Regions from separate parts of the Homo sapiens genome. Here region 1 is linked to region 2. The links are chromatin loops, found by intact Hi-C in ENCODE. Cell type or tissue: CD4-positive, alpha-beta T cell. All regions are shown on one strand. Links, peaks and the distances in the headings refer to the core of each region. The heading gives the core; the rest is flanking DNA. Region 1 overlaps DNAI2 (dynein axonemal intermediate chain 2). Region 2 holds the start of GPR142 (G protein-coupled receptor 142).

Region 1 (13,838 bases), core at 245-8,244, 68 kb after region 2:
CCCACCCAGATCACTCATGGGATGGGCAGAGCCTTCCCTGGCAAGACAGTGACATTTGTCATAGCATTGTCCAGGCTGGTGTCCCTGAGAACTCAGAGCAGGTGACCAACCAGCACTCAGGAAGTTACCTGGCAGTCGGTGATGTAACTCGTCCCCCTACCACTGGTGGGTGAGCTCTTTGAGGGGCACGAGCTTGTCTGACATGGGTCCATCGCCCACGAACTGAGCTTTAGTAGTTATTCACTTCACTGCGGACTGAATGCACAAAGGCTGGTCTCCTGACTCCTGGTCCAGTGCTCCCCTCGCGTCTCTGAGCATGACCCCCTCCATCACGCAATGCCCTTCCTTGTTTACTGTTCTGTCTTAACTTCTGGGCTAGACTGAACAACCTCCACCAGCAGGGCCTGAGCCTACAATGGTGCTGTGTCCTCAGCATTCCAAATGGAAAGAACAGCTGAGTGAGGTAGGGGAGGGGCACACTGAGGGGAGGGCCTTTGTCAACGGGCTCAGATGTCCTCTGCAGCTGGTGAACCTGCCCCTATAGAACTCCCAGGTTTTAGGCAGAGGTTGCAGTGAGCCGAGATCATGCCACTGCACTCCAGCCTGGCCTACAGAGCAAGGCCCTACCTCAAAAAAAAAAAAAAAAAAAAAAAAAAGAAAAAAGAAAAAGAAAAAAGAAAAGAAAAGAAAAAAGAACTCCTAGTTTATTTATTTATTTCTCGAGACAGGTTCTGGCTCCATTGCCCAGGCTGGAGTGCAGCAGTGCGATCTCAGCTCACTGCATCCTTGACCTTCTGGGCTCAAGCAGTACTCCCACCTCAGCCTCCCACGTAGGGACCACAAGCACACACCACCAGGGTCAGCTAATTTTTGTATTTTTGTAGAGATGGAGTCTCCCTATGTTGTCCAGACTGGTCTCAAACTCCTAAGCTCAAGTGATCTGCACACATCGGCTTCCCAAAGTGCTGGGATTACAGACCTGAGCCACTGCACCTGGCCCCCCAGCTTTTTTATTTTTATTTTTTTAAAAAACATATTGTTTTATTATGCAGTTTTCTTCTACCAGAAAATTACTAAAATGATAAATATAAAATCTCTAGAAAATACCCAGAACATGGCCAGGTGTGGTGGTTGAGGCACGAGAATCACTTGAACCTGGGAGGCAGAGGTTGCAGCGAGCCAAGATCATGTCACTGCACTCCAGCCTGGGCAAGAGTGAGACTCTGTCTCAAAAAAAAAAAAAAAATCAGCCTGGCTTGGTGGCATGTGCCTGTGGTCCCAGCTGCTCAAGAGGCTGAGGCTTGAGCCCAGGAGGTGGATGTTGCAGTAAGCTGAGATTACACAACTGCACTCCAGCATGGGCAACAGAGCAAAACGATGTCTCAACAAAACAAAACAAAAACCTGGGCTTCAAGTTGGGCGTCAAGGGCAAGTGGAAAGACCAAGCTTGAGAGGTCCAGAGAAGAAAGTATTCAAGCCGACTGCACGCCGCCCGTCAGTGAGCCAGAGAGAAAGGCCACCCAGATCTGAGTGGCCCATCGTGCCTCTAGCCTCAGACTTCATGGTGGGCTGCAGGTGGACACTCTGGGCCTCAGAGTTGGAGCCCTGGGTTTGAGTCCCAGCTTTACCAGGTACTAGGACTCACAACCTAATCTCATGAAGACTCATCGTGTGTGTCTGGCAAGTACGGATAATAACATTACCCCACGAGATGGTTGTAGGCGACTGCACAAGCTTATTAAATCAGGCAGCCACAAGTGTCCAACACACAGTGTGCACCCTGCAAGGGCCAGGCATGGAGGAGATGGCCCTAGTAGTGATGTGGCTGCATGTCTAGCACTTGGCCTAGAAAGCCTTGCCTCTGGGACAGAATGTTTTCCTGAGCCCTCGCCACCCCAACCTCCCTGCCCAGTGCCTTGTCCTCTGGGGAGGGGGTCAGTGGAATTGTCTCCTCCTTCCATCAACATTCATCTCTCAGCCTTGAGCTAGGGTTGCCCAGGTATGTTCGAGGCCAGGGCCTCCCAAAGCCCTAGGAATGATGGCCCATGACCCCGAAGCAAACAAGTGACACCCCCAAGGGGGAACCAGGCCTGGGCTGCACTAAGACGTAAACCAAGACTCAGCCCAAACCAAAAGCCAACAACAAGGGAAAGTTGTCTTCTTACTCTAGCGAGGAAGTCTTCCTTTACTGCTTCTAGGAAGCTTCCCTCCTCTAACACATTTGCACTATGCTCAAACTGATATTTCCTGTTTTTCTTTTCTTTGTTTTTTTTTTGAGATGGAGTTTCGCTCTTGTCGTCCAGGCTGGAGTGCAATGATGCGATCTTGGCTCACCGCAACCCCCGCCTCCCAGGTTCAAGCAATTCTCCTGCCTCAGCCTCCCGAGTAGCTGGGATTACAGGCGTGCGCCTCCACGCCCAGCTAATTTTGTATTTTTAGTAGAGATGGGGTTTCTCCATATTGGTCAGGCTGGCCTCGAACTCCCAACCTCAGGTGATCCGCCCGCCTTGGCCTCCCAAAGTGCTGGGATTACAGGTGTGAGCCACCGTGCCTGGCCCTTTTTTTCTTTTCTTATGTAGGGACAGTGTCTTGCTATGTTGTCCAGGCTGGTCTTGAACTGCTGGGCTCAAGTGATCCTGCCACCTCAGCCTCCCAAAGTGCTGGGATTACAGGTGTGAGCCACGGCGCCTTGCCTCACATTGATATTTTTCTTCTTTTTCTTTCCTTCCTTCCTTCCTTCCTTCCTTCCTTCCTTCCTTCCTTCCTTCCTTCTTTCCTTCCTTCCTTCCTTCCTTCCTTCCTTCCTTCCTTCCTTCTTTCCTTCCTTCTTTCCTTCCTTCCTTCCTTCCTTCCTTCCTTCCTTCCTTCCTTCCTTCTTTCCTTCCTTCCTTCCTTCCTTCCTTCCTTCCTTCCTTCCTTCCTTCCTTCCTTCTTTCCTTCCTTCCTTCCTTCCTTCCTTCCTTCCTTCCTTCCTTCCTTCTTTCCTTCCTTCTTTCCTTTTCTTTCCCTCTCTCTCCCTCTCTTTCTTTCTTTCTTTCTTGGTAAAGACTGGGCGGGCGGTGGGGGGGGTCTCATTATGTACCCAGGCTGGTCTTAAATTCTTGGCCTCCCAAAGTGCTGGGATTACAGGCGTGAGCCACCCTGCCCGACCTGAACTTTGATATTTCTTTGTCATTCTCAGTGACTGAACACCGAGACCATGCTTGTGCTCTGGTTTTCCAAGGAGCCTGCTTTGACCTCATTTTCCTCTCCAGTACCTCTTCCTTCCCCAGAGGAAGGCAGGTGACCAGCCTAGGGACCCCGTGCCAGGCAGGGCCAGGACCTGGGTTGGAGTCCAGGCCTCCCGATGTTGGTCCTGGGCGTGACCTTCCCCACAAAACAGGGCTTTTCTGGAATTGTTCTGTCAAAAGATTGCCCTCTGTGTTCAGCTGGGCCACTGGCCAAAAGATGACTTGGTGCCATGATGACTATGGTGTCCTTCTTCGAGAAGCTCTGCTGCCCCCTGCTGGAAAGTTGTTGTAAAGGCCACACACGTCTAGGATGGCTGCAGTGAGGGTGGCCTCCCTGGGCTGGTGCTGGGTTCCACGAGCACCTGATATCCTAGCAATGGCCTGTCTTTAGCCCTGGCTGCCCTGTCAATGCAAGTCGGGGAAGGGACAGCAAGGGACACTCACCAAAGTAGATTCGAACTCCAGGGAGATGGCCCCCAAGGCATTTTCCAACTGTTCCTTCTTGGTGATGTCCAAGATCACAACTTCAGTGGGCTCGCTCATCTTTCGGATGTCCCACCACATGACCTGGTGGGAGGAGGGGCGACAGTGAGACTTCGAGGCCCTGTATTTCCCCTGGCTTTTGCCTTCTCCGCCCTCACCCCACCGTCCTGGGGTCAGCCACTGGGCCACAAAGGATGGAGCTCCCGGCAATTCGTGGGAGCAAATACACTTTGAGGATTGCTGTTCTGTCCACAGTTCCCACACCTGGCTGATCATCAGAGTCGCCGGCAAGCTTCATACAACCCAGATGCTGAGGCCTCGCCCTCGACCTACTGAATCAAAACCTCCAGGTGCAAGGCCAAGAATCGGTATATGCCAAGACTCCCCACAATAAGGCAATATCCGGCAATGTTAAAAATGCATGTGTGCTCCGACCTAGAAGTCCCACTGCCAGCAATGTCTGCTGTAGATATATCCCCGCATGTGTGCAACAATCTGTGTATAAAGATGCTCTTTGCTGTATTTTTTGGGGGGTAGCAACAAAATATTAGAATCCATATATAAATTATGGTACACCCACATGATGCAGTTATTAATAGGCATGGGGCAGCGGTGTATGAAATATGAAACTATCTCCAAGGTACACACAATGGAAAACATCGAGTACAGAATAGTGTGTGAAGTGTGCAAAAAGAAAGAGTAAAGAAGAGAGAGGTGTGTTTCCTTGCATACGCAGAGACTAGCTCTGAAGGCAGACATAAGAGAGGGAGGGAGGGGAGGAGGTGCAGGCAGAGGTGAGAGGAAGGCATTTTCTTTTTTGCACCCTTTAGATTCTGTTCCGTGGGCATGTATTATCACTACTCAACTTAAAAATAAAGTGTTAGGCTGGGCGCAGTGGCTCATGCCTGTAATCCCACCACTTTGGGAGGCCAAGGCGGGTGGATCACCTGAGGTCAGAGTTCGAGACCAGCCTGGCCAACATAGTGAAGCACCATCTCTACTAAAAATAAAAAATTAACCAGGCATAGTGGCAGGCGCCTGTAATCCCAGCTACTTGGGAGGCTGAGGCAGGAGAATTGCTTGAACCCGGGAGGCAGAGGTTGCAGTGAACCAAGATCGTGCCATTGCACTCCAGCCTGGGCAACAAGAGTGAAACTCCATCTCAAAATAAAATGTGTTAAAGGAAATGTCCCCAGGGGTTCTGATGGGGAACCAGGGAACAGTTACTGCCCCTCCCTTCCCTCCTCTCTCCAGTGTCTGGCTGGTGGGTACCTGCCCATCCGTGGAAGCTGAGAAGCACTCGGTGCCCGTCTTCGACTGCAGCCAGATGGTGCCATACACAGGGTCTCGGTGGCTGGACTCAATGGTGGATAGCTCCGCCACCAGGCTGCCCTTTCGGGTGTCCCAGCAGGCTGGTGAGGAAGGAGATGAAGAAGGAGTGGAAGGGGGCACAGGCTTCCTTCCTTAGGGCAGGGAGCAGGGGAGAGAGGGGGCTGCTGCTTCTGGTTTGGCAGGTATGTGGTTTTCTAGAATCAGGGCTTGGTTCAAATCAGCCTGAGTTTCCTACCAGCCTCTACAGACTCTCTGGAGAGACTCCCAGAGTGCAAGCTTCATTCAGTTCCTTGAGCCCCTCCCAGGCATTGACTCCCTACCCAACACTTGGCCCTGGGCAAGCCTCTGGGGATAGGACAGGCATAGTGGCAGGGGAACACATGAGGGTGGTCAGGGAAGGCCTCCTGGAGGAAGTGACAGGTAGCTGAGATGGAAGATGAGCCTCAGGATGGAGGGAGCCAGGCGAGAGGAGAGCCGAGTCCCTAACGTAGGGAAAAGCACGTGGAAAGACTCCATTTAGGTGAATCTCTCTGCTACATTAGCCCATTTCCTCTTATCCTTTGTACCTCTGCTGCCTCTGTTGGAAAGAAACTCACAGAGGAGCTTTAGCCTTTACTGTGATCTGTTATTAGTGCTTTGCCAAGAAAGATGGAAAGGTTATCTGTCCTTTGTCCTGTTAGATTTCGTTTCCATTTTCCCATGAATGCACAATGAGGGCTCACCCTGTCACTCAGAGCTGTTTCTAGGAAAGGCCGTTTTGTAAAATAACAAAAGTACTTAGCTCGTAAGCTTTGACTTAGTATTTCTCCAAGTTCAAGGCATTTTCCCTGAACTCAGCTGGCCCAGAAATATGTTTTCTTAGATACGCCTGCTCAGCCAAGCACAGTGGCTCATGCTTGTAATCCTAGCGCATTAGGAGGCCGAGGCAAAAGGATTGCTTGAGCCCAGGAATCCAAGAGCAGCTTGGGCAACATAGTGAGACCCCGTCTCTACAAAAAATTTAAAACCTAGCTGGGCATGGTGGCACATGCTACTCGGGAGGCTGTTACTCGGGAGGCTGCCTGCTACTCGGGAGGCTGAGGTGGGAGAATTGCTTGAGCCTGGGAGGTTGAGGCTGCAGTGAGCCATGATCGTGCCACTACACCCCAGCCTGGGTGACAGAGCAAGACCCTGTCTCAAAAAATAAAAATAGGCCAGGCCTGGTGGCTCACACCTGTAATCCCAGCACTTTGGGAGGCTGAGGCAGGTGGATCACTTGTGGTCAGGAGTTCAAGACCAGCCTGGCCAACATGATGAAACCCCATCTTTACTAAAAACACAAAAAAATTAGCTGGGCGTGGTGGCAGGCACCTGTAATCCCAGCTTCTCAGGAGGCTGAGGCATGAGAATCACTCGCACCTGGGAGGCAGATGTTGCAGTGAGCTGAGATCATGCCATTGCACTCCAGCCTGGGCAACAAAGCAAGGCTGTCTCAAAAACAAAACAAAAAATAAAAATAAATAAAAATAAAAGATAAGCCTGTTCTACTTTGGCAAAGCAGTGCTCAAGAGTAGGTCCCACTGGGTCCCACATGGCCCTAGAGGGGCCCTTCTTGGAGCAGCGGAGCACCAGAGTCTGGGCTGGTATGAGCTGGCATGAAAAACCACTGAAAGAGGTTATGAATAATGACTGAGTCAAGGCTCTTGAATTAATCATGGCAAAGTGGCTCTGCCTCAGTCTTTTAGAGCTCTGGCACCCAGATAGTTTGGCAGGGACGTTTATGGGAGCCCGGGTCTATTCCATAATCTGAAAGCTCCCCTGGGCAGGAGGCAGCAGGTCTGAGAGGGAGATCGGGGCCTTAGGAAGCAGCTGACTACAGACAGCTTCAGAGGAGGAGTTTCTCAGCCATCCTGGCTCCCACTCCCGAAGAAGCAGCAAAAGTATAAGAACATACAGAGCAGAGAGGAGTGGGGAATGCTTTTTACGCCCAGGGTCAAGACTGGCCTGGGTGTAGTCATGGGTTGGGTGTCTGGCGACTCCAGGTTCAGGGGAACAGAGCAGGTAGGGACATTCAGAGCCAACCCAGGCAGGTGACTTCTGATCTCACTGGAGATTAAAAAAAAAAAAAAGCAGTTTGGGCTGGGCTTGGTGGCTCACGCCTGTAATCCCAGCACTTTGGGAGGTCAAGGTGGGTGGATCACTTGAGGCCAGGAGTTTGAGAACAGCCTGGCCAACATGACAAAACTCTGTTTCTATTAAAAATACAAAAATTAGCCAGGCGTGGTGGCATGCACCAGCCTCTGGGGAGGCTGAGGCAGGAGGATCGCTTGAACCCAGGAGGCGGAGGTGGCAGTGAGCTGAGATCACACCACTGTACTCCAGCCTGGGTGACAGAGCAAGACCCTGTCTCAAAAAAAAAAAAAAAAAGTCTGGGCACGGTGGCTCATGCCTGTAATCCCAGCACTTTGGGAGGCCGAGGCAGGCAGATCACGAGGTCAAGAGATCAAGACCATCCTGGCTAACACAGTGAAACCCCGTCTCTACTAAAAAAAAAAAATACAAAACATTAGCTGGGCGTGGTGGCGGGCACCTGTAGTCCCAGCTACTCGGGAGGCTGAGGCAGGAGAATGGCATGAACCTGGGAGGCGGAGCTTGCAGTGAGCCAAGATCGTGACATTGCACTCCAGCCTAGGTGACACAGCGAGACTCTGTCTCAAAGAAACAAACAAACAAAAATCAGTTTTCCAGGTGTGCCATCAGCAAAATCCGTGAAGTAAGGACCTCCAAAAATTCTCTCCTCCATAATAGCAGTGAGAAAACTGGCAAAAATGGTCAGAATCAACTTTTTCAGAACTCTGGAAATTAGCCAGAGGCTTAGGGCAGTCGGGAGAATGTTTATTCAAGAAAAACAGCAGAATCTTGGTAAGAACAGTGGCATTTTCACTTGCCCTAGTTAAGATCGCACACTCTGCAGTTCCGTGGTGGCCTTGAAAATTCACATTCTGCACTCCTGATGAAAAACAGCAGCCTGGCGCCACAAGAGGGAGCAGAATGAGGCTGGAGCTCCTTTCAAGTCTCATGCCCAAAGAACTGTCATTATCTGACCGGTCTGGTGGTTCCCTGATAAGGCTCCTCTTGCAAGGTTGGCTGTAATTGACTTGGTTCAGCCTTTGCCTGGTGTGAAAAGTCTTTTCATCAGGGTGTAATTGCAGGCAACTGACTAACTTTGCAGCTTCCTGAGGCAGTGGATAACAGGTGGGGAAAGGAATAGACCTACCGAAAAGCTTAAAAGGAAAAGCTGGGCCGAGTACAGTGGCTCACGCCTGTACTTTGGGAGGCTGAGGCAGGACTGCTTGAGGCCAGGAGTTCACAACCAACCTGGTCAACATAGCAAGACCCTGTCCCTATTTTCTTTCTTTCTCTCTCTCTCTCTCTCTCCCTCCCTCCCTCCTTCCCCCTTCCTCTCTCTCTCCTCTCTCTCTCTCCTCTCTCTCTCTCTCTCTCTCTTTAAAGGCAAGATCTCACTATGCTGCACAGGCTAGTTTCAAACTCCTGAATGCAGGCGATCCTCCCGCCTCAGCTTCTCAAAGTGTTAGGATTACAGACGTGAGCCACTGTGCTCAACTTCTATTACATTTAAACAACAAAAGTAAATAAGTAAAAGGAAAAGCTGAAGCATGATGTGTCCACAGGGCTTTGAAAAGATCTGACATATTCCTGGGAGTCTAGAAGGTCACAAGCATGGATAGAGCTGTGTGCACGCCCAGAGCTGTGTCATGCTCAGGAAAACCGATAAAGCCCTAAACTCTCTGGCTGACCTCATCTCTGCACAGACACTAAGGCAGAGTTGACAACTGCCTGGCTGAGTGTAAAGGCATGCTCACACACGCACACAGAGCCCCTTAGCAGAGAAGGGGAGATTTTTTGGTGACAAATGCTTAAGGAAATCTTTGTTCAATCATTAACTAATCACTAAGCTAAGCAGAGACTATAAGTGGTCACACGTGACAGGGAATACAGACTTTCCAGAACTAGCTAAGAAAATGTATTAATGAAACAAAGAACAACTACAACAAACAGCAACAACACAAACTCTGGGAGGTATGTCAATCTGATTTGCAAAGTTGCCACATTAAATCATACAAAAAGTATAGTTTTTAATAAAAAAAAAATTATAAGACATGCCAAGAAATACAAATGTATGGCCCAAACACAGGAATAAAAAAGCAATAAATAGAGATTGTCCCCAAGAAGCCCAGATATTGGACTAACTAGACAAAGGCCTCACATCAGCTATGCTAAACATGTTCAAAGAACTAAAGGAAGTCACATCAAAAGAACTAAAGAAAAGCATGAGATGATCTCTCACCAAATAAAAGATACAAATAGACAAAAATCATTATCATTATTATTTTTGAAGACAGAGTTTCGCTTTGTTGCCCAGCCTGGAGTGCAGTGGCACAATCTCAACTTACTGCAACCTCTGCCTCCTGGGTTCAAGCAATTCTCTTGCCTCAGCCTCCCAAGTAGCTGAGATTGCAGGTGCACTCCACCTCACCTGGCTGATTTTTTTTTTTTTTTTTTTAAGTAGAGATGGGGTTTGACCATGTTGCCCATGCTGGTCTTGAACTCCTGAGTTCAGGTAATCCACCCACCTCAGCCTCCCAAAGTGCTAGGTTTCCAGGCACGAGCCACCACATCCAAATGAGACAGAAATTATTTTTAAAAGAAAGAACAAAATAGAAATTCTGGAGTCATTAACCAAAATAAAAATATAGCAGAGAAGCTACAGGATGGCATATTTGAGCAGGCAGAAGAATCACTGAACGTGAAGATGGGTCAATTGAGATTATGTAGTCTGAGGAATAGAAAGAAAAGAGAACAAAGAAAAACAGAGTCTAAAGACCTATGGGACACCATCAAGCATGCCAACATACACATAATGGAAGTCACAGAAGGAGAGGAGAGAGAGAAAGGGTAGGAAAGAATATTTGAATAAATAATGGTTGTAAATATTCCATATTTGATTTTTAAAAAAATAATCTACACATCCAAGAAACTCAATGAATTCCAAGTGGGATAAACTCAAAGATATCCATACCTAGAAACATCATAATCAAAGCTGAAGACAGAGACTCTTGAAAGCAGCAAGAGAAAAATGACTCATCACATACACAGGATCATCAATAAGATCAATAGCTTAAGTTGAGTGTGGTGGCTCACGCCTGAAATCCCAGCACTTTGGGAGGCCAAGGTGGGAGAATTGCCTGAGGCCAGGAGTTCAAGACCAGCCTGGGCAACATAGCAAGACCCTATCTCTACAAAAATTAAAAAATAAAAAAGTAGCTGAGTGTGGTGACGTGCACCTGTTGTCCCAACCACTCAGGAGGCTGAGGTGGGAGGATTGCTTGAGCCCAGGAGTTTGAGGCTGCAGTGAGCTATGATCACAGCACTGCGCTCCAGCTTGGGTGACAGAGTGAGACCTTGTCTCTAAAAAAAAAAGAAAAGAAAAAAAAAAAAGAAATGATAAGGGAATTAAAATGGTACACTAGAAAATACGTGGCACAAAAGAAGGCAGTTATGGAGAAAGAACAAAAAGATGTAAGACATATAGGAAAAAAAAGCAAAATGGCAGATGTAAACTTTATCAGTAATTAAATTAATGTAAATAGATTAAACTCTCCACTTAAAACCAGAGATAGATAGAATAGATTAAAAGGAAAAAACCACGATCCAAGCTGGGCGTGGTGGCTCATGCCTGTAATCCCAGCACTTTGGGAGGCCGAGGTGGGCATATCGCTTGAGGCCAGGAGTTCGAGATCAGCCTGGCCAACATGGTAAAACCTCATCTCTCCAAAACTACAAAAATTAGCTGGGCGTGGTGGCATGCACCTGTAATCCCAGCTACTCGGGAGGCTGAGGCAGGAGAATCGCTTGAACCCAGGAGGCGGAGGTTGCAGTGAGCCGAGATCACGCCACTGCACTCCAGCCTGGGTGACAGAGTAAGACTCTGTCTCAAAAACAAAACAAAACAAAACTATGATTCACTTGTATGCCAGCTACATGTAATCTACAAGAGACATACTTTATTTTTTTATTTTATTTTTATTTTTTTGAGATGGAGTCTCGCTCTGTCACCCAGGCTGGAGTTCAGTGGCATGATCTCGACTCACTGCAATCTCAGCTTCCCAGGTTCAAGCGATTCTCGTGCCTTAGCCTCCCAAGTAGCTGGGATTACAGGTGCGTGTCACCACACCTGGCTACAAGACATACTTTAGATTCAAAGAGGCAAACAGGTTAAAAGTAAAAGGATGGGGAAAGATATACCATGCAAATGGTAACCAAAGAGGGCTGGAGTGCTTATCTCAAAGACAGACTTTGAGATGAAAAATGCTACTAGAGACAAATGAAGACATCATATACTGATAAAAGGGTTAATTCACTAGGAAAACTTAACAATTATAAGCATGTGCATGTACCTAATAACATAGCCTTAACATACAGGAAGCAAAACCTGACAAAATTGAAGGAGAAATAGACAATTCAACAATAATAATGGCAGACATCAGTATCCTACTTTCAATAATAGACATAATTACTACGTGAAAGATCAACAAGGAAATAGAAGTCTTGACCAACACTATAGACAAGACCTCCCAGACAACTATAGAAAACTCCACTGGACAGGCCAGGTGCGGTGGCTCACGCCTGTTATCCCAGCACTTTGGGAGGCCGAGGCGGGCGGATCACGAGGTCAGGAGATCGAGACCATCCTGGCTAACACGGTGAAACCCCGTCTCTACTAAAAAAAAATACAAAAAATTAGCCCAGCGTGGTGGCAGGCACCTGTAGTCCCAGCTACTCGGAAGGCTGAGGCAGGAGAATGGCGTGAACCCAGGAGGCAGAGCTTGCAGTGGGCCAAGATCGCGCCACTGCACTCCAGCCTGGGCGAAAGAGCAAGACTCCGTCCCAAAAAAAAAAAAAGGAAAACTACACCGGACAATAAGCAGAATATAGTCTTCTCAAGTGCTCATGGAACATTCTCCAGGATAGACAATATGCTAGGCCATAAAACAAGTCTCAATAAATTTTAAAAGACTGAAATCAGGCCAGGTGTGGTGGTTCATCCCAGCACTTTGGGAGGCCAGCCAAGGCAGGCGGATCCCTTGAGCCCAGGAGTTTAAGACCAGCCTGGGCAGCATGATGAAACCTTGTGACTAAAAAAACTACAAAAATTAGCCGAGTGTGGTGGCACATGCCTGTAGGCTCAGCTACTCGGGAGGCTGGGGTGGAAGAATTGCTCGGGCCCAGGAGGTCGAGGCTGCAATGAGCAGTGATTACACCACTGCACTCCAGCCTGGGCAACAGAGTAAAACTCTGTCTCAAAAAAAAAAAAAAAAAAAGAAAAAGAAAATGATTATAAGGGAATACTGTGAACAATTAAATGTCAACAAACTAGACAACTTGATGAAATGGAAAAGTTCCTAGAAAGACAGAAACTACCAAAAGCAATTAAAGAAGAAACAGAAAATGTGAAGAGGATCTATAACAAATAAACAGACTGAATTGTAACTTTTAAGCTTCCAATAAAGAAAAGCCAGGGACCAGATGGCTTCACTGATGAGTTCTACCAAACATTTCAAGAATTAATAGCGGCCAGGCATGGTGGCTCACGCCAGTAATCCCAGTACTTTGGAAGGCCAAGGAGGGAGGATCACTTGAGGTCAGGAATTTGAGACAAGTCTGGCCAACATAGTGAAACCCTAACTCTACTGAAAAAAGACAAAATTAGCCAGGCGTGGTGGCATGAGCCTGTAGTCCCAGCTACTCAGGAGGCTGAGGCAGGAGAATCACTTGAATCCGAGAGGTGGAGGCTGCAGTGAGCTGAGACTGCACCACTGCACTCCGGCCTGGGCGACAGAGCGAGACTCCATCTCAAAAAAAAAAAAAATTAATATCAATTCTTCACAAACTTCCAGAAGGGAATACTTCCCAACTCATTCTATAAGGCCAGTATTACCCATATCCGTTAGCATGTAGGTTTCCCAGAAACCTCTCCCAAAATAGGGCTCCCCAACGCTCTCATCATCCCTTTATGGCGGCCCCTAGTCAAATATTCTCTGATTTTACTTGAACTATAGTTTTTTAAAACTGTTTATTTTGAGCTAATTTTAGACTTACAGTAGTAACAGGAGACACTGCTGAGGTGTCAGCCAAACCTGCCTCACCCGTGTCTGCAGTTGGTCAGCTATGGGAGGCCCTCACCCCACTTAGTCTTCTGTGGCCGAGCCCAGGCTGCCATGTGGGCTCTGCCCTATAGCAGCAGGATTGGCTCTGACTATGAATCTGGGTCCCGGCCAGGTGTGGTGGCCCACACCTGTAATCCCAGCACTTTGGGAGGCCCAGGTGGGTGAATCACCTGAGGTCAGGAGTGCGAGACCAGCCTGGCCAACATGGTGAAACCCTGTCTCTACTAAAAATAACAAAAAAATTAGCCAGGTGTGGTGGTGGGTGCCTGTAATCTCAGCGACTCGGGAGGCTGAGGCAGGAGAATCACTTGAACCCAGGAGGCGGAGGTTGCAGTGAGCCAAAATTGCACCACTACACTCCAGCCTGGGAAACAAGAGCAAAATTCCATCTAAAAAAAATAAAAATAAAAATAAAAAAGCCTAGGTCCCTCCTTACCTATCTGTCCATTGTAGCAGCCACCCAGGAGTACGTGGGAATCTTTGGGGTTGAACTCCAACGTCACGAGTGGAGACGATGGCTTCAGAGCAAGTTCAGGCTTGTTGGGGTTTTCTATAAAGCACAAAA
Region 2 (15,876 bases), core at 6,881-14,880:
CTGGCTCTGTCGTCCAGGCTGGAGTGCAGTGGTGTGATCTCAGCTCGCTGCAGCCTCAAACTCCTGGGCTCAAGTGATCCTTCCACCTTAGCCTCCTGAGCAGCTGGGATTACAGGTGCCCACCACCATGCCCGGCTAAATTTTTTTTATTTTTATTTTTGGTGGAGACAGGGTTTCGCCACGTTGCCCAGGCTGCTCTCGAACACCTGGTCTCAAGTCATTCTCCTGCCTTGCCTCCAAAGTGCTAGGGTTATAGGCCTGAACCACTGTGCCCAGCTGGCTAAATGCTTAATTTGGAAAATATGGTCTTGCTTTCTGGGCCAGGGTGCTGAATGGATTCTGCACGATCCCTCTGGAAGCTTGTCTCCCCGTCCCCATCATGTCACCCACCCCACCACTGGTAAAGCCACCTCCTCGGCCCGGGCATGGTGACAGGAAGGGAGCCTTGTCACCTTGTCAGAATCGAGGGACACTCATGTCTGTGGACTGGAGCTCCCATGAAAGATCCCAGAGCAGAAGCGACAGATGTGGCTCCCTTTTATCCAGCCAGCATGCCTCCTCTTTCGGACTGAAAAAAAGAGGGGAAGGGGAAGAGGAGCAGAGCACTCATGGGGGAGGACCAAAGTGAGCATGGGAGTCAGAGAGAGGGGCAGAGGCTGCGTGTGTGGTGGGGCCTGAGACCATGCCCCGGAAGCAACCTGGTTGCGTTGATATCCATTCCAGAGACAAAAAGAAATGTGCTGCTCAGGCCGGGCGCGGTGGCTCACGCCTGTAATCCCAGCACTTTGGGAGGCCGAGGCGGGCAGATCACCTGAGGTCGGGAGTTCGAGACCAGCCTGGCCAACACAGTGAAACCCCTGTCTCTACTAAAAATACAACAATCAGCTGGGTGTGCTGGCACGCACCTGTAATCCCAGCTACTCGGGAGGCTGAGGCAGGAGAATAGCTTGAACCCAGGAGGCGGAGGTTGCAGTGAGCTGAGATCGAGATCGCGCCACTGCACTCCAGCCTTGGCGACAGAGCAAGACTCCATCTCATAAAAAAAAGAAAAAAGAAAGAAACGTGCTGCTAAGGGGGAGTGTGCAGTGATAGCACTGCAAACCGGAGCGACTGGGAAACCCAACACAGAGGGAAAGAGCTGTTTGAGGTCTGAGCAATGAGGAAGCCAGGAAAGGTGCCAGTGGCAGCAGGACACCCCGCCAGAGAGCACATAAGAGTGGCCGAGGGAAAAGGGGGCCCGAAACCCAATTGTGATTAAGAAAGTCAAGAAGGCCAGTGCCGTGGCTCACACCTGTAATCCCAGCACTTTGGGAGGCTGATGCAGGAGGATCGCCTGAGCTTAGGAGTTGGAGACCAGCATGGGCAACATAGGGAGACCTCGTCTCTACAAACAAACAAACAAAAAATTAGCGAGGCATGGTGGTGCATGCCTGTGGTCCCAGCTACTTGGGAGGCTGAGGCCAGAGAATTGCTTGAGCCTGGGAGGTTGAGGCTGCAGTGAGCCGTGGTCGTGCCACTGCACTCCAGCCTGGGTGGCAGAGCGAGACCCTGTTTCCTAAAAGGAAAAGAGGCCTGTAATTCCAGCACTTTGGGAGGCCGAGGCAGACACATCACTTGAGCCCAGAAATTCAGGAGCAGCCTGGGCAACATGGTGCAACCCCCACTCAGAAAGAAAGAAAGAGAGGAAGGAAGGAAGGAGGGAGGGAGGGAGGGAGGAAAGGAAGGAAGGAAGGAAACGAACGAGAAAGAAAATAACCTTTTCTGAATGAAAAGATACTCTCAGTGTGGAAATTAAAAGGCCCACCTCCAGGTACCTGTTCAACAAGGGTGAATCTTCAAAAACTTCAAGATCTTCCAGGAAGAAAGGAGAGATCATGTTTAAAGATACGAGACTGGCTTTGAGTCCTGTTACGCCAGCCAAGGAGAAGAGAAAGGTGGGGATAGTTCGTATACAGCCAAGAGAAAAGTGACTTTTATTAAAGCCTGGATCCACAGCCAAGGAACATTTGTCCTTAAAATACCCATAGTTTCCCCCAACCCAAATTCATATGTTGAAGACCTTCCCCAGGTTGGATGAGAGCCCATCGTAACAGCCTCGTTTGAACTTCATCACCTCTTTCAAGGCCCTATCTTCAAATGCCGTCCCATTTTGAGGTACTGGGGACACAGGGAGAAGGTGACCTTCTGCAGGGCAAGGAGAGAGGCCTCAGAAGAAACCCAAGCTGCTAACACCTTCTTCTTTTCCTTTTCAGACAAGGTCGCCCTTTACTCTGTCATCCAGGCTGGGGTGCAGTGGCGTGGTCTTGGCTCACTGCAGCCTCGACCTCCTAGGCTCAGGTGATCCTCCACTACATCCAGCTGTTTTTGTATTTTTGGTAGAGACAGGGTCTTCCTATGCTGTTTAGCCTGGTCTTGAACTCCTGGGCTCAAGTGATCCCCCTGCCTCAGCCTTCAAAAGTGCTGGGATTATAGGTGTGAGCCACTACATTTGGTCAATACATTGTTTTGAACTTCCAGCCTCCAGAACTGTAAGAAAACACATTTCTGGCCAGGCAGGGTGGCTCACGCCTATAATCCCAGCACTTTGGGAGGCTGAAGCAGGTGAATCACTTGAGGTCAGGAGTTCGAGACCAGCCTGGCCAACATGCGAAACCCTGTCTCTACTGAAAATACAAAAATTAGCCAGACGTGGTAATGCATGCCTGTAGTCCTAGCTACTTGGGAAGCTGAGGCAGCAGGATCACTTGAACCCAGGAGGTGGAGGTTGCAGCGAGCCGAGATTGTGCCACTGCACTCCAGCCTGGGCGACAGAGTAAGACTCCATCTCAAAAACAAACAAACAAACAAACAAAAACTCATATGTTGTTTAAGCCACCCAGTCTGCGGTATTTTTTTAATGCAGCCCTTGAAAACTAATAGAGTCCAGAAAACAATTTGTCAACCAACTTCCAAACAGCAAAAATCATATATACCCTTGGGAAGAAATGAAAGACATGTGAGCAATAACCATCCTCAGATATTAACAAAGGACAAATGATAGACCGTAAGATCAAACAGCACATCAAACCTGTGGTGGGAATTGTTAGGAAAGAAACTCAGAATTTCAAAAAGGATTTTCTTTAGCTAAGATATTTCAGCAGATGAGTGGGTAGGCTATGGAGGGAGAAGGGAAGAAGGAGAAACTGAAACCATTTAAGTCTTTCTCTCCTCTAGAAGCCAGTTTGGCAGATTTAATAATACTTTTCATTTACATTTCAGTGACATGCTTACCAAGGTGATTATCACTTTATTTTATTAAAGGTTACACAAATGCTAAAAAGAAACTGTTACCTAATGTGTTTTTTCTCTTTTTTTTTTGAGTCGAAGTTTCACTCTTGTTGCCCAGGTTGGAGTTCCATGGTGTTTCTATGGCGCGATCTCAGCTCGCTGCAACCTCCGTCTCCTGGGTTCAAGCGATTCTCCTGCCTCAGCCTCTGAGAACTTGGAATTACAGGTGTCCACCACCACGCCCAGCTAGTTTTTGTATTTGTTAGTAGAGATGGGGTTTCACCATGTTGGCCAGGCTGGTCTCGAACTCCTGACCCGAAGTGATCCGCCCACCTCTGCCTCCCAAAGTGCTGGGATTACAGGCGTGAGCCACCACACCTGACCACCTAATGCATTTTATTAGGAAAATGTGATACTGGTTCTCAAATCTGATAAGTCCAGCACTAGAAAGTTCTAAGCAATGCAAAAGATCCCCGAGAGCGGTCTGCCTCTAATCTTCTACATCTGAGAGCACCTGCAAGGTGTGGGGTGGAACAGACAATGGACCAGGAACCAGGAGACTTGGGTTTGAGTGTCAGTGCTGCTCTTGACCAGCTTTGGGCTAGGGGCATACCATTTAATCTCTCTGTGCCTCAATTTCCTAAGTTTGTAAAACAGTTACAATACTCCATATGCAGGGTTGTTTGAAAAAGTCACTGACTGCCCCAGCCTGTCGGTACAAGTGAGGTTATAGCAATATTAACACTGGGGTTATGGTGGCTCAATGCAAAATTGTTTCAACCAGCCTGGCCAACATGGTGGAACCCCGTCTCTACTAAAAATAAAAAAATTAGCTGGATGTGGTGGTGTGCGCTTGTAGTCCCAGCTACTTGGGAGGCTGAGGCAGGAAAGTCACTTGAACCCAGGAGGCGGAGGTTGCAGTGAGCTGAGATCACACCACTGCACTCCAGCCTGAGCGACTGGGCAACAGAGCGAGACTCCATGTCAACAAAACAAAACAAAACAAAACAAAACTGTGTCTTGAAAGAGCCTCCCCAACAGTTTCTGGAAGTTCCTGGTTTCACTGGTGCTCAGAGACAGTTGAGCTAATATTGCAGCTGGCCTCCTGAAAGACAGCCCCCCAGCCAGCTGAGGAAGGCATCCTGCCTCTGGCCTAGACCCAGCTGCTGTTGCCATCCATGGAGACACAGATGCTCTTCCCTGATACTGGGTTCTCTCCTGCAGGGTCCCTGCAGGTTGTTCCATTTAGTTCTTCATCCATGGAACTTTGTGCTTTCTTCCCGTGCCCGCTTCTGTAGGGCAGGCTCAGGCTGGGCTGGGGCCGACATTATCTGGTCCTCCGGTGGACCTTCTCCCTCCCCGGGTACCTGCATTTGCATCCCCCTCCTCCTTAAGCAAAGAATAAAGCGCAGGTGCATCAACCCTGCCTGGGGATACATCTGTGTGTGCACATGGAGGTGTGGGCGGGTGAGGGGGTCCTCCATCCTTAACACCTGCTCAGGGTCAGTGTAGACCACCCCGGAGCAGAAGTGTTGGGCTTACAGGTCTTCAGTCCTTTCTCTGAACTCGGCACCACATGTCTTGGAATTCAGAATACGTCAGAGCAGAGGAAGGTGCTGTGTGCATGTAGTGGTGCGCGTTCGATCACGATTCCGTGGGGTGTGGACAGCAGTACATGATCACTCCACTAACAGTCCCTGGTGGGGCTGGCAGGACTCACAATCACAGGACAACTTCGGGACCAGAAATCACCTCACACCGGGTCACGCTGTGCCGCTAAACGTGTTTGTGGCACATTTCGGAAACATGTTTTGGTTTTCAGAGTTTTTTGGAGTTGAGAATCATGGCAAATGCATTGGAGACCCACATTATCCTCTTTCTGGGTTAGCTGAACCTCCCTGTCTGGACATCCCTGCTCTGGGGAGAAGCAGAGAGGCAAAGTGGAAAGCCAAGCATTGATTCTGCATTGACTGTGTGCTGGGTGCACAAACAGCTCTTTGACTGATGTCATCCCACTAAGAGGGTGGGGGCAGGTCTGAACCTCCCATTCAGGACAAAGGTCAGCTCAGCCTGACCAGGAAGCAGAAAGTGGTCCTAGCTCAGCTGCTAATGTGTTTACCCACAGCCTGGAGCAGCTGGGAGTTCCATCTGCTGATCTCTCCCAGCTGCCTCTCCGGGATGGTGGTGCTGAGAGGAGAGAGGGGCCCTGGAGAGCCTCCCTGGAGAGGCTGAGGGTGGGGAGCAGAGCTCCTCATGGCTCTGATGGACTCTGCCAACTCCCGCCTCCCAGTGGTGGAGGAAAAGACCTTTCCCCAAGGGGCGTGAGCTCGGGGGGCTCAGCAGAAGCTCAGGGTCATCTCCAGCTAGGTCCTCCTTTCCTGTTCTCCTAGTACCCTGGGTTAAGAGACCATTTTCTTTCTCCTCATTGGCAACAACAAAAACTATAGCCCCAGTGCTGGTTCTGGGCCCATGAACCTGTACTGGTTTAGGGCAGGGAGTAATGTGGAATCCAACCAGGGTGTTTGAGACCTAAGGGGCTGTGTCTCCTGTGGCTGGACAGACACAGGCCTGGGCTCCTCACATCTGATTTAAGATCACCCCTTTCTGACTGGCCCTGGGGGCTTTTATCCCCCAAGCAGCCCCCTCCCATTGCTCAGCTCAATTTCTTTGTTTCCTCCAGCCTAAGAAATGCCTTAAGTCCTGAAGATATCTTCCTTTTCAAACTCTGGCATTGCCACTAGGAGCTGGAGAGGTGATCCATTCAGGGAATGAGAAGCAGGCACCAGGAAAGGGGGGTGGGCTGGAGACAATTCACATCCATCCATCCATCCATCCATCCATCTATCCATCCATCCATCCATCTGTCCTTTTTTGTTTTTGTTTTTGTTTTTGTTTTTTTGAGACGGAGTCTCACTCTGTCGCCCAGGCTGGAGTGCAGTGGCGGGATCTCGGCTCACCGCAAGCTCCGCCTTCCGGGTTCACGCCATTCTCCTGCCTCAGCCTCCCGAGTAGCTGGGACTACAGGCGCCCGCCACTGCGTCCAGCTAATTTTTTGTATTTTTAGTAGAGACAGGGTTTCACTGTGGTCTCGATCTCCTGACCTCGTGATCCGCCTGCCTCAGCCTCCCAACGTGCTGGGATTACAGGCGTGAGCCACCGCACCCGGCCTCCATCTGTCCGTTTTTCTATCCATTCAACCAACATTAATCTGGCATTCACGATGAGCCAGGCAAAATGCCCCCCGCAAAGGAATGCCCACAGCACTGATGCTATTAGCCTGTGCCTGGCAGTGCCCTTTCATCTTCCCAGGAAATAGGGATTGCTGGTGAAGCAAACATAAGAGCTGGCTAAGTTGTCCTCCTCTCTACCTGGGAGCCACACCCAAAGGAGGAGCCTCCACCCCCACCCAAGGAAAGCAAGCTGTTGATAAACGTGTTTTGGGTACAACCTCAAAGGCCCCAGTACATGTGGCCATGAGCCACCCTGAGCTCCCTAGCTGGGCCCCCTCCTCTACACTTCTGCCCCTGTGGGGAGTCCCGGAGGCTCCATCACAGGCTTCGCCGCCATGCCCTCTGGCTGTGATGCCAAAGTGCAGGGCAGGTAGGCATCGTGGATGACCTGTCGGACAGTGGCCCGGAAAGTCTTGCTGACAAAGCAGTAGAGGCCGAAGTTGGCTGCCGTGTGGAGCATGGCCACCATATTGGCCACATCCAAGGCCAGGTGGACCCTCCAGTCCCGGTGGACAGGGGCCACGTACATGTGGTAGAGCATGACGAAGACCCGGGGCGCCCACAGGAGGGTGAACAGTGTGGTGATGCCCAGGAGGATGGCTGTGCTCTTGCCCACCCGGGGCTGCAGCCCACTCCGGCCCCTCCTCCGTAGCCGGTGGATGATGGCCGAGTTGGTGACCAGGAACACGCCACAAGGGATGAAATAGACAGTGAGACAGTGAGCCCACTTGAGGACCTCGTCCAGTGTTCTGGGTGAGTCGGTGTCTCTCCACATGTCCAGCCACCAGTAGAAGGGGATGCCGGTCAACAGGGCAGCACTCAGGACAGCAGCAATGGCCCGGCGGGTCCGGCCTGGGGACGAGGCGGCCCGATGGTGCAGGGGGTGGCACAGGGCAGTGTAGCGGTCAACCGTGAGCAGGATGGCGATCCAGACTGAGGCGTGGTTGGCAGCAAACTCCAGGATGTTGGCCGTGCGCACCACAGCCTGGGGCACCTGGCGGGCCAGCACTGCTCCCTGCAGGAGGAAGCCCGCGAACACGATGACCACCTGGATGATGATATCCGAGGCTGTGAGCGCCAGAAGGTAGTAGTAGGAGGGCCTCCTGGTCCTGGTGGCAAGGCGCGCCAGGGCCACTGCGGTCAGGAGGCTGACTGAGGGCAGCCGAGGTGAGGGAGGGGAGAGGCATCAGAAGAGAGCTCAGACTCTGCTTTCCAAGGTGTCGCCATCGCACCTCCCCATCTGCATGTGCAGAGGCTGCGCTGGCTTCTCTTTTTTCTCCTTCCAGATCCTTCTGAAACCCCACTTTGCCCAGAAGGCCACCCAGGCCAGCTCTGCCCTGTCCATCCACTGCAGGCCACTGGCTGTACCCCGGTTATGCACAGGTAAGTGCACATGGAAGGGTCCTCAGCAGCCACCTGTCCTGGCCAGGTGTGGTGGCTCACGCCTGTAATCCAGCACTTTGGGAGGCCAAGGCGAGCAGATCACCTGAGGTCAGGAGTTCAAGACCAGCCTGACCAACATGGAGAAACCCCGTCTCTGTTAAAAAAATATACAAATTAGCCAGGCACGGTGGTGCATGCCTGTAATCCCAGCTACTTGGGAGGCTGAGGCAGGAGAATTGCTTGAACCTGGGAAGTGGAGGCTGCAATGAGCCGAGATCATGCCACTGCACTCCAGCCTGGGTGACAGAGTGAGACTCCATCTCAAAAAAAAAAAAAAAGCTACCTGTCCTATGGCATTGTCCTCCAAGTCCTTTTTAGGTTTTCTGTGTCCTCCAGAATGGAGGCGTCCCTAGACACAGGCATGGGTTTAGCTATCAGACTTGGGGAAATCCCCAGGGCCGAGACCACCCGTCCTTCCCATATCCACACACCCACCTCTGCCCCAAGCTCTGCTCTCTGAAGGCATGGGCAGCACGGGGAGCTTTGTACTGAGCTGAGCCAGTTCCTATGTGAATTTTGTTATCCTAAGAGTGCGCTCACTGCTGGGGAAAACTTGGGTTTAGCTGTGAGCACCCCCAATCCTAGCCCCTTACTTGTATTCCCCTCCAGTGACCCAGAACACCCTGACAATGGCAAGGAAAGACCAGGGGTCTATGATCCAGGGCCTCAGGGGTCAAACACAGAGGACTGGCACCCATTGAAGGAGGATCCCCATTTCTGGCCAAGCCCAAGTCCCCAGACCCCAGCTCCCCACTCACCAGGCAGCCCCAAGCCCAGCAGGACACTGTAGTAGATGACAGGGATGACGCCAGCCACACACGGGGACCTCTCTGCGATCTCTGGCCAGTGGCTTTCAAACTCCTGGCTCAGCCCGCTGACGTGGGGCGTGGGCAGCAGGGTCACTCGTGGCTGGCCAGCTAGAAGGTGCGGATGGGCAGAGTCAGAGCCTCTGGTCTATTTCTAACCTGGCTGGGCGCAGCCCCGCCCTGACCTGGGGTCTTTCTAGTCACCCTGCTCTGTGCAGACCCTCTAGTCAGACCCAGCTGAGTGCACTGTCTGTTGCTGTGAGAATTCTTGCCAAGACCACCCTCACCCCCACCCCATGTCACCCCACTCCCTCAGTGGCCCGGCTCCCCCACTGATGGGAAGTCCCTGGCAGCACGGCCTGCTGCCATAGAGACCATTGCTCCCCATGGGTCCTCCCCATGGGCCCTCACCCGGCCTAGCAGGGGCTCTGAAACAGGGGGCACTTGTCGAGGTGCAGGCTCCTGGGCCGCCTCCGGGCCAGAGGGTCTGAAGCGGGGTTGCAGCAGCCGTGCTTGTAATCAGCAACCTGGGTGATTCCGACCCGGGTGATGCCAGCCACACACAGGGACCTCTCTAGGAGGTCCACAGTGGAGGCCCCAGGTCTGCACAGCTCCACTCAACAGCTGTCCCCCTCTAAGGAGAGGCTGTTGGTAGGGCCCCCTCTTTTCTAAACTAAAGATACCCTCTTCAAAGGTGAGCACCACTAAAGCTGGAATGGCCCAAGTCCACAGATGGGGAAACTCAGTCCACAGGGGTAAGGTGGCTGGTCTAGGATAAGCACCGTCCACTCTGGCCCCTGTTCCCCTGAAGCCACACTGCGCGTCTCTTTCAGGCTGAACTCCAGCTTTTCGTTTCCTGCTGAGGCCGGGGGGCTCACTGCTCACTCACTCTCAGCTTTGGCCCCTACTCCACCCTCTAGGTCCCTAACCTGCCTCCTGTTCCCTCCTGCCTTTCCACCTTATTGCCCCCAGCACACCCCACTTCAAGATGCCTTACCTGTCTCTCGTCCCTCAAGCCCCATGCTCTGGGGCCCTGAGTCCTGGGTCACCTGTGGCTTTTTCTGAGGGTCCCCGCAGCTCCCTGTCAGCATCGCCAGCTGTACCTCTCACCCCTTGGCTCTCCAAGTGGTTGTTTGCCCCAGGATCCTTACGCAGACACTGAGCCTGTTAGTGCAGGGGGCGGGGCGGGGGAAGGAGGAGGAAGGAACTGGTGGGCGGAGGCACCGGGGAAAGAGCTAGAGTAGATGCTGGTGGAGCAAACCAGGGTGCTCTAAGGCGCACAGGCAGGGGAAGGGGTCGGGCTGGGCAGGGGCTTCAGCTTCAGGAGAGACGAGCTGAGGGTGGCATGGGGTTCACAGGTATGTCTATGCCTGGGGGAGCAGGAAGTGAGGAGAAGAGGCAGGATGGCAGGATGGGGGTTCTGGGGGGCTGCCTCGTGCCCCGGGGCACTCTGTGAGCTGGCCTGTGTTCAGCTGGGGTCAAACCTGGGGCTGAGGACTTTGGGGACAGGCAGAAGGACTCAGGGTGCTGACTCTATGAGCATCCAGACTGAAAGGGAAGAGAGTAGGGCACCTCTGTGAGGAGTTGGGGAAGTCGTGCCAGGTAGGAGTGGTAAGGCTGCCACAGACAGGGCTATGATCCCAAGAGGCTCAGGGGACCAGGTGCACAGGGTCAGTCCTGCAGTGGCCATGGTGGGGGAGGTGGAGGCTACCCCCAGGGGCAGGATGGCAGGCAGCCGTGCACAGGGTGGGGCATCCTCTGGGAGCAGCCGGACGAGGCTGCCTGCAGCCGGTGCTGGGAAACCACAGTCCTGCAAGCTGTTGTTTCCCTGGCCCTGGTGAAATGGACCATCCCTCAAGAATATCAATCCCTGGCAAATAAACAACAGCCGTTGCTGGTGTGCACTCAGAAGAGGCCAGACTGGCTCTCCTGCCCTAGAGGAAGAGTGACCAGAGCAGCCCACAAGCAGGTACCCGGGACATGGATGCCCCGTGGACGGTCTCGGGAGGAGAGCTCAGGCCCCCCTGGAATCACCTCCCATGGCCTGTCCTCTGGGAATGCAGCAGAAAATATGGCAGGAAATATAGGGAGCTTCCCAGCTCTGGGAGTTAGATCTCACATCAGAGCCTGGAACTCCCCATCCCAACCCCCCCTCGGATACTCACAGCGCAGGCCCTGCTGCCCCCTGGTGGCCACATCCTGACCCTGCAAGCCTGAAAGTCCCATGGTTTGGCTAGGCACCCTGGGTGGCACAGTGGGACTGGAGACGGAGCTGCCCGCTCAGGGCAGGTCCTCTGGTGGAGTGCTGGGACCCCAGCCCCAGAAAGTGCAAGTAGCACAGATGACGCCCCAGGCCACCACCTCCTTGCAGCAGGAGGCTAGGGGTGAGAGGAGGCTGACCCTCTCTTCAAGGAGCTGCCATGGGTGAGGGGCAAGGAGGGTCCCTGCCAACATTTACCGAGTGCCCACCCTGTCCCTACACTTTGTTTTTTAAATTTTATGTATAGATATAGAGAGAGTTTGGGGCCTCGCTGTGTTGCCGAGGCTGGTCTGGAACTCCAGGCTTCAAGTGGTCCTTCTGCCTTGGCCTCTCAAAGAGCTGGGATTACAGGTGTGAGTCACCATGCCAAGCCCACTTTGTTTCTTTGAGGGATGTACACTTGACTGGAAACCTTAAATATTCTTCAGACGGAACACAAGGGTTTCAACCAAGGCTGTCACACAGGCTACACAGAAAACTAGAGCTCCCTGGATTCAGAGCGAGGAGAGGGAGAGATGGAGGAGGGGGACTGAGTTTGCTACAATGATGCCCCATGCACGTCCTTCCAGCAACTTACCATCCCACCCCATAGAAGGCCTGTTCTGGGAGGCAGCTGGATTCACCTGGCGGAAACTGCTGGAGTCCTTGGATGGCCTTATTCGGAGGTCCCAGCTTCCCCCTGTGACCTGTGGAGACCTCAGCCACCTGGAATGGCTGAGACAAGAATGCTGGCTTTTCTGTGCATGGGACACCATTGATTTGTCTTCCTCAGTATATGCTTCTGTACCCAGGACAGCAGTGATGTCCTGCAGGGAAGTGGGGACCCACTGGATCTTTTGCTCCATGGGCAACATCATAATACTCATTGCTAACAACGCTGGGATCCATGGTTCAAGAGATGGAGCCTGGAGATGTCCAGCTCAGTGGCAGCAGCAGACAGGACAGGGCAACCACGTCATCAGCCAGCACACAGCCTATACAGAGGTGAGAGGCCCCTTCTTGGTGGTGGCGATTCTTTCCTACATGGTGTGGTGTCAGTGACCAGGGTAGGCTGCTAGCCCACGGTGGAAGGGATCCTATCCACTAAGGCAGTCACCTCTGAGCCAGCCTGGGCAAGGTGAAAGATGTTATGAAGACCCAGCCGCACACCTTGACTTTTTTTTTCTTTTCTTTTTGAGACAGAGTCTCGCTCTGTCACCCAGGCTGGAGTGCAATGGTGCTATCTCGGCTCACTGCAACCTCTGCCTCCTGGGTTCCAGTGATTCTCCTGCCTCAGCCTCCCAAGTAGCTGGGATTACAGGTGCCTGCCACCATGCCTGGCTAATTTTTGTATTTTTAGTAGAGACGGGGTTTCACCGTGTTAGCCAGGCTGGTCCTGAGCTCCTGGCCTCAGGTGATATGCCCACCTGGGTCTCCCAAAAATGCTGGGATCACAGGTGTGAGCCACCGCACCCGGCCACACCTTGACCTTTTTGGTCTCTGAAGTCTTCAGCCCTGATCAGTCCAGCCAGAGCCACCAGGCCTGAGCACCAGGGTCTCTCTCTCTCTTTTTTTTCCTTCTGCCTCCCTACCCCTCAAGACAGGGTCTCACTCTGTCACCCAGGCTGTGGTACAGTGGTGTGATCATAGCTCACTGCAGCCTCGAACTCCCAGGCTCAAGTGATCCTCCCATCTCAGCCTCCCAAATAGCTGGCATTACAGGCAAGCACCAACACGCCCAGCTAATTTTCGTATTTTTTGTAGAGACGGTGTTTCGCCATGTTGCCTAGGCTGGTCTCGAGCTCCTGGGCTCATGCAATCCACCTGCCTCGGCCTCCCAGAGTGCTGGGATTACAGATGTGAGCCACCACACCTGGCCAAGGATTCCTTCTTATTTAAGTTTTTGTTTGTTTGAGACAGAGTCTCACCCTGTTGCCCAGGCTGGAGTGCAGGGGTGCAATCTCAGCTCACTGCAACCTCTGCTTCCCGGGTTCAAGCGATTTTCCTGCCTCAGCCTCCCAAGTAGCTGGGATTACAGTCACCAGCCACCAAGCTTGGCTAATATTTGTAGTTTTAGTAGAGACGGGGTTTTACCATGTTGCCCGGGCTGGGCTTGAACTCCTGACCTCAAGTGATCCACCCGCCTCAGCCTCCCAAAGTGCTGGAATTAAAGGTGTGAGACATCATGCCCGGCCTCATATTTACCTTTATGTGCTCCCCTGTGTACACGGGGCCTGGAACTTAAACCCATGATCTCCTGTCCCCAGTCCAAGTGGCCCAGTGACTCAGGGAACCCTAAGTCAGGACAGGAGGCACTACAGATGCAAGGGAGGGTGCCAGGTAGGGCCAGGCTGCGTCTGGAGCCCACCCCTCTGAGGTGTTACCACAGTCCAGTGTCTGATCACCCCCTTTGCAGATTCAGAAACTCTTTATCTGGTCCCAAGCTTGCAAGAGTTTTCCGTTGCTTTTACAGTACTAGAGATTCCTTGTCCAAAGGGATCACTTATCACAATTGGAAAAACTTCCCCAAAAAGACAGCATGGGCTGGACATGGTGGCTCACATCTGTAATCCCAGCACTTTGGGGAGGCCGAGGCGGGCAGATCACGAGGTCAGGAGATCGAGACCATCCTGGCCAACATGGTGAAACCCCGTCTCTACTAAAAATACAACAATTAGCCAGCCACTACAGGTAGTGGGTACCTGTAGTCCCAGCTACTCCGGAGGCAAAGGCAGGAGAATCGCCTGCACCCAGGAGGCAGAGGTTGCAGTGAGCTGAGATCGCACCACTGTACTCCAGCCTGGCGACAGAGTGAGACTCCATCTCAAACAAAACAAAACAAAACAAAACAAAACAAAAACACAACATGGGGTTGTGGAAAGAAAAGTCAAGTAGCCAGGTGCAGTGGTTCATACCTGTGGTCCCAGCTACTTGGAAGGCTGAGGCTGGAGGATTGCTTGAGCCCAGGAATTTGAGGCTGCAGTGAGCTATGACAGTGCCACCACACTCCAGCCTGGGTGAAAGAGTGAGACCCCATATCTAACAACAACAACAACAAAAATCAGAAAAAAGAAAAGTCAAGCACAACTCAGAACTCGAAAAATAAATCCTGCCTCTGAGGTTCCTGGTCATAAGACCTCAGACACATGGCTTGGGCTATAAACACTCCCGTCTGGGGCGGGAAGTAACACTCCTCTCTAGGATGGTGCTGGCTTGTGAATTCATCAGACTTGCCTTCAAGGAATTATGGCGCTCCCAGATCCATGGGGCCAATATATGTGTGTGTGTGTGTGTGTGTGTGTGTGTGTGTGTGTGTGTGTGTGTGTGTATATATATATATATATATATGCAGTGCTGCAGATTCTTCCTCTCAAAGACTTGGCCAAGCACCGTGGCCCACGCCTGTAATCCCAGCACTTTGGGAGGCCAAGGCGGGAGGATCACCTGAGGTGAGGAGATCGAGACCAGCCTGGCCAACATGGTGAAACCTCATCTCTACTAAAAATACAAAAATTAGCTGCACATAGTAGTGCACACCTGTAATCCCAGCTACACAGGAGGCTGAGGCAGGAGAATTGTTTGAACCCAGAAGGTGGAGGTTGCAGTGAGCTGAGATGGCGCCACCGCACTCCAGCCTGGGCGACAGAGCGAGGCTTCATCTCAAAAGAAAAAAAAAAAGGGCTCAGGGCAAATACCTGGCTTCCTCTCTCCCGCCCCAGGACACTCCCCCACACATACATATGCATGTACACATACCACACACACATATCCACAAATATGCATGCACACACACCACGCACATGCATGGACACACACAATACGCACACACATATAAATAGGCACATGCACACACACGCACTGCATACACACATGTGCACATGCATACCATACACACACACACACACACACACACACACACTCCAGCAATGCTCTGTTACGAAAATGAGAGGCCGGGCACGGTGGCTCACGCCTGTAATCCCAGCACTTTGGGAGGCCGAGGCGGTCGGATCACGAGGTCAGGAGATTGAGACCATCCCGGCTAACACGGTAAAACCCCGTCTCTACTGAAAGTACAAAAAATTAGCTGAGCGTGGTGGTGGGCGCCTGTAGTCCCAGCTACTCGGGAGGCTGAGGCAGGAGAATGGTGTGAACCCAGGAGGCAGAGCTTGCAGTGAGCCAAGATTGTGCCACTGCACTCCAGCCTGGGCAATGGTGCAGGACTCCGTCTCAAAAAAAAAGAAAAAAAGAAAATGAGAACAGAGAATGCCTCTATGTGGAAAGCTAGTTTCTAAATCATTCGAAGAGGGCCAGGGATAAGGGAGATTAGAAATAATGGGAGGTGGGGCCTGTCAGAGATGGGGAGTCAGAGGTGACTCTTCCGGGTCTTCTTGATGATCCAGGGCCTCCCAGCTTCCTTCACACTTGAAATGCCACCAATCTAGCTCTAGTAGGTAGCGCTTGTCTTGGGGTGCGTATAACAATTGTCTGGGAGTACTTAGAAAATACAGACAGCCAGACCCTGCCCCTGAAAATCCTGGTTCCAAGGTGGAGCATGGGAGATTCTAATGCAGGTGGCTACCCTTCAAGAATGACTGACACAAAATTAGCTAGGCGTGGTGGCACTGCCTTTGTCCCAGCTACTTGGGAGGCTGAGGCAGGAGGATCGCTTGGGCCTAGGAGTTTGAGGCTGCAGTGAGCTATGATTGTGTCACTGCACTCCAGCCTTGGTGACTGAGAGATTCTGCCTCTAGAAAAGCAAAACAAAACAAAGAATGACTGATGCAGAGGCTGAAGGAGGCTGGAGTTGAGAGGCACAAATATCAAACGACAGTTTTCTGAGTAGCGGGTTCTCTTATCATCAATAACATTCCTATCGAAAGCACTGTGCTTG

Evidence for each region. Hi-C counts contacts between places; a loop is a spot of excess contacts. Peaks named below come from ENCODE experiments on the same cell type or tissue, not always from the same donor. Only the 100,000 strongest peaks of a DNase experiment are listed, where the experiment ranks them.
Region 1: it touches region 2 in a loop (2.7-fold over the local background); 74 of 110 quality-filtered maps call a loop at or near these places.

The regions. Positions count from the first base shown.
Region 1 is chr17:74,291,005-74,304,842 of GRCh38, reverse strand. DNAI2 (dynein axonemal intermediate chain 2) reads right to left here. Exons shown (of 14, transcript NM_023036.6): 6 at 13,710-13,823; 7 at 4,986-5,125; 8 at 3,675-3,797. Among named protein-coding and RNA genes, the nearest start is that of DNAI2, 24 kb to the right of the region's middle. RefSeq lists a silencer at 8,048-8,282. In CD4-positive, alpha-beta T cell, for the core only: CTCF peaks have their summits at 3,289, 3,501 (motif pointing left), 7,847 and 8,061 (motif pointing right); DNase peaks (open chromatin) are centred at 3,492 and 8,062.
Region 2 is chr17:74,363,502-74,379,377 of GRCh38, reverse strand. It overlaps GPR142 (G protein-coupled receptor 142), which reads right to left and starts at 11,872. Exons shown (of 4, transcript NM_001331076.1): 1 at 11,584-11,872; 2 at 9,744-9,910; 3 at 8,699-8,857; 4 at 6,778-7,649. The coding sequence starts at 9,837. The coding sequence ends at 6,778. RefSeq lists an enhancer at 10,270-11,258. In CD4-positive, alpha-beta T cell, for the core only: CTCF peaks have their summits at 10,646 and 10,845; DNase peaks (open chromatin) are centred at 9,947 and 10,927; H3K4me3 peaks cover 862 bases.